2 separate regions of the Homo sapiens genome follow, and region 2 is linked to region 1. Evidence: chromatin contacts called from ENCODE Hi-C or POLR2A ChIA-PET data. All regions are on one chromosome and are shown on one strand. The core of a region is the stretch at or near the end of the contact, and the rest is flanking DNA. Distances in the headings are between cores, read along the strand shown.

The links. A loop is a pair of places that touch in the nucleus more often than their neighbours do. ChIA-PET counts read pairs that join two places held with the same protein, here RNA polymerase II (POLR2A). Pooled maps may share reads with other maps.
Region 2: a map of cardiac septum shows a loop between it and region 1 (7-fold over the local background). The contact joins the promoter of LINC00906 here to the enhancer-like site in region 1. A Hi-C loop is called at or near these places in 1 of 168 maps with a recorded cell type or tissue (cardiac septum) and 4 of 50 pooled maps. POLR2A ChIA-PET finds 5 or more read pairs at or near these places in 1 of 52 experiments (WTC11).

The regions. Positions count from the first base shown.
Region 1 is chr19:28,881,458-28,884,549 of GRCh38, reverse strand. No RefSeq gene overlaps it. Among named protein-coding and RNA genes, the nearest start is that of LINC00906, 82 kb to the left of the region's middle. RefSeq lists enhancers at 733-1,482, 2,233-2,982, 2,983-3,092. Within about 2 kb of position 1,494, at least 5 of the 41 ENCODE cell types and tissues checked have a DNase peak (open chromatin) inside an H3K27ac peak, as active enhancers do.
Region 2 is chr19:28,963,726-28,966,778 of GRCh38, reverse strand. It overlaps LINC00906 (long intergenic non-protein coding RNA 906), which reads right to left and starts at 1,648. Exons shown (of 2, transcript NR_027318.2): 1 at 1,424-1,648; 2 at 1-849.

The DNA.
Region 1 (3,092 bases), core at 245-2,744:
CAATGTGAATTAATGCAGAAATAGAAAACCAAGTCCCGCATGTTCTTCTTTATAAATGGGAGCTAAATGATAAGAACCAATGGGCACAAAGAGGGGAACAACAGACACCGAGGCCTGCTTGAGGGTGGAAGGTGGGAGGAGAGAGAGGATCAGGAAAAATGTCTACAGAGTACTATGCCCATTATCTGAAATAATCTGTACATCGAACCTCCATGACACACAGTTTACCTATATAACTAACTTGCACATGTGCCCTTGATCCTAAAATAAAAGTTAAAAATAATCACACAAAAAATACAATAAATAATAAAATAAAAGAGCCAGGCACCTCTCTTGCTCCCTGTTTCGCTCTGTGAGATGCCGGCTTTACTTCCCTTCTGCCATGAGTAAAAGCTTCCTGAGGCCTCCCCAGAAGCAGATGAGGGCACCACGCTTACTGTACACCCTGCAGAACCATGGCCAATTATACATTTTTTTGATAAATTGCCCAGTCTCAGATATTTCTTTATGGCAACACAAAACAGACTCATGTGGCATCCCACGAGGTTTTGCAGAAAAGAGAAGGAAAGAGAGGAGGGCTGGAAATTGACAGGTTGTCCCAGGCAAAGGGGTGGGCAAAGAGATACATTCATAGGGGAAGGTGAGCGAATGAGCTGATTAGTGGGGTTGGAGAAAGGGGTGCTTCAGGCAGTGATAGGCAGACAGGATGCTGTCATCTTAGAATATGCGTGCACACACACGCAAACACACACACTTACCCCTCCGGTAGCATGCAAGCTGGCGTCACCCTGGCTTAACAGTAGATCCCAGGAGCACAGAAGCTGCCTTCACCCCAAGGAGCACAGCTTCTCACCTCCGTGCTCTTTCATTGCAATTCCCTGCCTTCCAGCAAGTGTCCGATGCCTGCTTAACATTATGCGAGGCAGGCTGTCAGTGAGAGAGGCTCAAGCCTGCTGCAGGGACTGCCTCTCAGGAAAGAGAAAACAAAGCCAGAGCCTTAAAAATAGAGCTGTCCACTGATGGAATTCTCTCCTGCTGCCATGACCAAATATTTGGTCACAAGGGAAGCGGCTGATCAGACACACTCCCAGCAAGGTCACGAGGTGCTCAGAGAACACACACTGAGGCAGGCTGCTGGCACGGCTCCCCTCGCCCCTGGACCCTCGAGGTCCCCAAAAGAGAGGGAGGGAGGGCCGCTCCAGTGCCAATCTGTAACCACAAAGCATGCCTTTGCTCTTATGATGCTGGAGACCAGCCTAGCCCTGAAGTCAGCTGCTTGCACAGACAACATTCATTCATTCAGACACAAATGAGATCAGTTCTTATCCAAATCACAGGTCAATAGGATTTGGGAAGCTGCAGAGTCCTAGAGATTACATTATTTTAAAGACTGCAGAGTTCAATACAGCGAGATTCAAAACAGAGGGAGGATTTTGTTGTCATACAGATGTCCACCCCTCCCCACACCGCACCGTGACGCCTGCCTGCTCCAGTTCTCCTGGTGTGTGGCTTCCCACTGTTCACTTCCCAGGCAGCTTGTCTGGATCTCTTGCAAGAGCAGGGCCTGGAGCCTGGTGACCTTAGCTGCCGCAGGGCCCAGCACACAGTCGGGGCTCCATGAAACCCCAGGAGGAAGGGATGGAGAGGGAAGGAGGCCATGTGTCCCAAAGGGGAACCCTGGGGGAGTGGTCCTTTCCTATCTGCCACTGGTGCCTGGAAAAGAGAGAGTAGAAAATCCCAGCCCCAGCTGGCACATTGCTCTGAGCCCAGGGCCTGTCCCTCCAGGAAGACAGTGCGGCCACCATTGGCCCACGGGCACTGCCTCAGCTGAGGCCCCTTCTAGCTCTCTGTCTTCTTCTTTGGAAGCCCCCGCGGACCCTGCCTCACACTGTTCTGGGCGCGTCTGTTCCCTGTGGGTATTTGCCTTCTGAGGTTGCAGCCACAGGGGCAGGGCAGCAGAACAGCAGGATCCCACCCACATGTATTGAACTGAGCTGATTTGTCACTTTGTAAAAAGCTTGTTTCAGGTAGGCATGGTGTTGGGCCTGTGGTCCCAGCTACTTGGGAGGCTGAGGCAGGAGGATCACTTGAGTCCAAGAAATGGAGGCTGTGGTGAGTCATGATTGCACCACTGCACTCCAGTCTGGGCCACAGAGTGGGACTCTTGTCTTTAAAAGAAAAAAAGATGTAAAAGCCTAGTGCATTGATAGGTTAGGTAGCCCCCAAATTCGTTTCTTGAGACAGAGTCTCGCTCTGTCACCCAGGCTGGAGTGCAGTGGCGTGATCTTGGTTCATTGCCACCTCCACCTGCTGGGTTCAACCGATTCTTCTGCCTCAGCCTCCTGAGTAGCTGGGATTACAGGTGCTTACTACCATGTCCAGCTAATTTTTGTATTTTTAGTAGAGATGAGGTTTTACCATGTTGGCCAGGCTGGTCTCGAACTCCTGACCTCAGGTGACCCGGCCACCTTGGCCTTCCAAAGTGCTGGGATTACAGGCATAAGCCACTAAGCCCAGCCCCAAATTCTGTTTTAAACACAAGCTAGAGTCAATGTCCACACTGGAAGTCATTTTCAAGGGGGAGATCAGAAAGCAGCCGGGGAAGTGGCTACTTTGAAGCAAAGTGACTGACATTTTAGAGCAATTAATAACTGTGTTTCCCCAGAGACAAGCCGCGGGTGCGGGGAGCGGAAGTCGCTCCTCTCATTGTTCCTCCTGTGCTTGGGCAGTGGGCTGGAACCCTCTGGGCAGCTTCTCAACTCAGCATGTCTTGCTGATCTATTAAGTTGAACATTAATCATTAGTAGAGCTCATCTTCTTTCCCTGAATTTAATTTCATTAGTTATACTTTCTTTCCCTATTAGAACAGTCTCTGACGCATTTGCTTAGAAGGCAAATGGGCACCGGCCCTGTCCCCCACCTCTCCTGGATGGAGACTTTCCTGTAATGGCACCGACAATTGTCAACATGTCCAGGTCAGGCTGGTTGATCTGGATACAATCAGAACTCAAATCTTTTCTTATGAACTCTCAGGAACTCTCTCTAAGAAAATCAGGGCCACTGTGGTTTTGTTACTGGAAAGGGGTTTCAAT
Region 2 (3,053 bases), core at 399-2,898, 82 kb before region 1:
GGCCTGAAGAAGAGGCTATGTAGGCCTCCTGGTGAGCCAGTTGTCCCTGGCCAGTTGACCCTGGGCACAGAAGTTTATGGGGAGCACAGATTGGTATCCATAAGGGATGGTGCACCTATCTAAAACTTCAGAACGTTGATGTTTTCTTCACTTTCTGTCTACTGGGGCTCCATGCACCCAGCTCGGTTTGTTTTGCAAAGAGCAATCTGTTCTTTTCTCTTAAAACTTCTGGGATCTGTTGGCAAGCTTGCCATATTCTCTCTTCATCCCTCTGTTCGAAGAAGCCTCAAGAGTTGACTCAGATACCTTGAGCTCTTTGCTGTGAGCATCAGAAGATCCAGAGAGATCTACTCTCCTTGTTCTTCTTTCAAAACCCACCTTCCTTTTGAACTCAAATAAAGCAGGGCTGTGTACATCCCCTTGTATAATTCTCAGAGGTGTCCAGGGTGATTTTTTTTTGTTTTTTAACAGTGGGAACACTGACACCCTTCTTTTTTGTCTCCAACTGGGTGGGCTATTGCTTGCTACTTGCACTCCTTAGTTAAGAAAAATCTCTCTACAGCAAACCCTCAGGAGAATATCTTAAACCTCTGGTAAAATCTCTGGAAAGTTTGGAATAGGTGAGCAGATACAAGGACTGTACAGAAACATCCTGTCTTCACAGAGTCCTTTTCAATCATATCTTCCTTTACATTCACTGGAAATGTTTATAATTTAGGATGAGCAATAAATGGAGCATAATGCATCTCTCTGCTTGTGAGAATGAATTTCGTGCCTACTGAGGGTTCTTCGGCCAATAAAATCTTCAACGAAATGAGGGTGAAAAGACTCATAAATGTGTTCTGTGTCCTGCAGGGAGAGGGATGTACATTGTCATTTTTATGCCATGCATAAAAAGCTCCAAGCTCCCCAAGTTATATGAGATATTATTTTTGCAGAGGCCAATATGGGGAATATTAAATTACTTTGTTTATGTTTCCTAAAATAAAAATTTTACTACAGATTTCAAATATGTGCAAAAGTAGAGAGAATAGTATAGTGACCCCCCATGTTCTCATCACCCAGCTTCAACAATTATGGATGAATGGCCAATTCAGATTTTTATAATTTGATCTATAAATATTTCAGTATGTATCTATACAAATGTTTTTGTACAATTGTACAAAATGTACAATGTACAAACGTACAAATGTACAAATGAGGTACAAATACCTGATTTTAAAAAGTTATACCCACAATACAATTTTTTACACCTAAAATATTAATAATTCCTTAATAACATCAAACATGGGGTCAGTGTTCACATTTTCCCAATTGTCATATGGCTGCTCTTAAAATTTTTACAGTTTGTTTGAACCTGGGGCCAAAACAGACCCACTCATTGTAATTGATGGGTATAACTCTTATGTTTCTTTTAATTTACCTTCTCCCTCTGTATTTTTTCTTTCTGGCAGTTTTTTTTTTTCGATGTTGTTGTTTTTGAAGAATCTAGACCTTTTGTCCTGGAGAGTGTCCAACAATCTGAATTTCGTGAATTTTGCCCCACGGAGACATTTCCCGTGCTCATCTATCCCCTACATTTTCTCTATATCCATAAGCCAGTCCAGATGCTTGATCAGGTCCAGGTTTAATATTTTGTGACAAGACTGCTTTAGAGGTGGTGCTGTGTGAGTTTCATAAGGCCTTATTGTGTGATGTTAACAGCCATCAATGATTACATCATAATCTGTCACCTCACAGAAGGTTCCAAATGGGGATAGTCTAGTCTCATCGCACCTTCTTCATTTGTCAGCTGGAATATGCTCATAAAACGAAACTTTCCCCTATCAGTTTTGTGGTTCCACTGAGAAAGTGTGCCTATAGGGAAGGTATTACACATGCTTTGGTTTTCCCCTTTATGTGCAAGGCTTTTTTTAATTAAATTTTTAATTTCAAGATAATTGTAGATTCACATGAAGTTTTAGAAAATAAATACAGAAAGGTCCTGTGCACCCTTTACCCTGCTTACGCCCCATGGTACCACATTACAAAGCCATAGTACAATACACAGCCAGGAAGCTGACATTAGCACAGCCAAGATTCCAAACACGTCCATTAACACAAGGCTCCCCCCTGCTGCCCTTTCATAGCCACACTTCCCTGACTCCTGCCCACAAGTCCCCAATCCCTGGCAACCACCAATCTGTTCTCCATTTCTATAATTTTGTCATTTTATGAATATGGAACAAAAGGAATTATATAGTCTATGACCTTTAGGGATTGGCTTTTCTCACTTAGCAGAATTACCTGGAGATTCATCCAAGTTACTGCATTTGTCAATAATTCATTTCTTGTTATTGGTGAGTAGGATTTCATGGTATGGATGTACCATCATGTGCTAATAATCTGTTCACCCATTGAAGATCATCTGATTGTAGGTTTTTTAATGTGCTTACTTGCTGTTTATTATATTACTTAGTAAAGTATCTATTCAAATCCATTGCTCATTAAAAAAAAATTAGAGTTTGGCTGGGCACGGTGGCTCACACCTGTAATCCCAGCACTATGAGAGGCCGCGGCAGGTGGATCACCTGAGCACAGGAGTTTGAGACCAGCCCAGGCAACATGGCAAAACCCTGTCTCTACTAAAAGCACAAAAATTAGCCAGGCGTGGTGGCATGTGTCTGTAGTCCCAGCTCCTTAGGAGGCTGAAGGAGGATAATTGCTTGAACCCAGGAGGCAGAGGTTTCAGTGAGCTGAGATCATGAGATCGCACCACTGCACTCCAGCCTAGGAGATGGAGCAAGACCTCATCTCAAAAAAAAAAAAAAAAAAAAATCAAAGTTAAATCAAAGTTTTTTTTTTTAAATTGAGTTTTAAGAGTTCTTCATATATTCTTAAGGCAAGTTCCTTATCAAATGAACGTTTAAAGAATATTTTCTCCTGAACTGGGTCTTTCCTTTTAATTTTCTTCATGGTGTTGAAGGTGGAAAAACTCAAGCTGTTTCTCCTCTGCTGTCATTCCACACAATAATCAACACAGAAGATTTCTGTGACCAAACGTGTGGGAATTT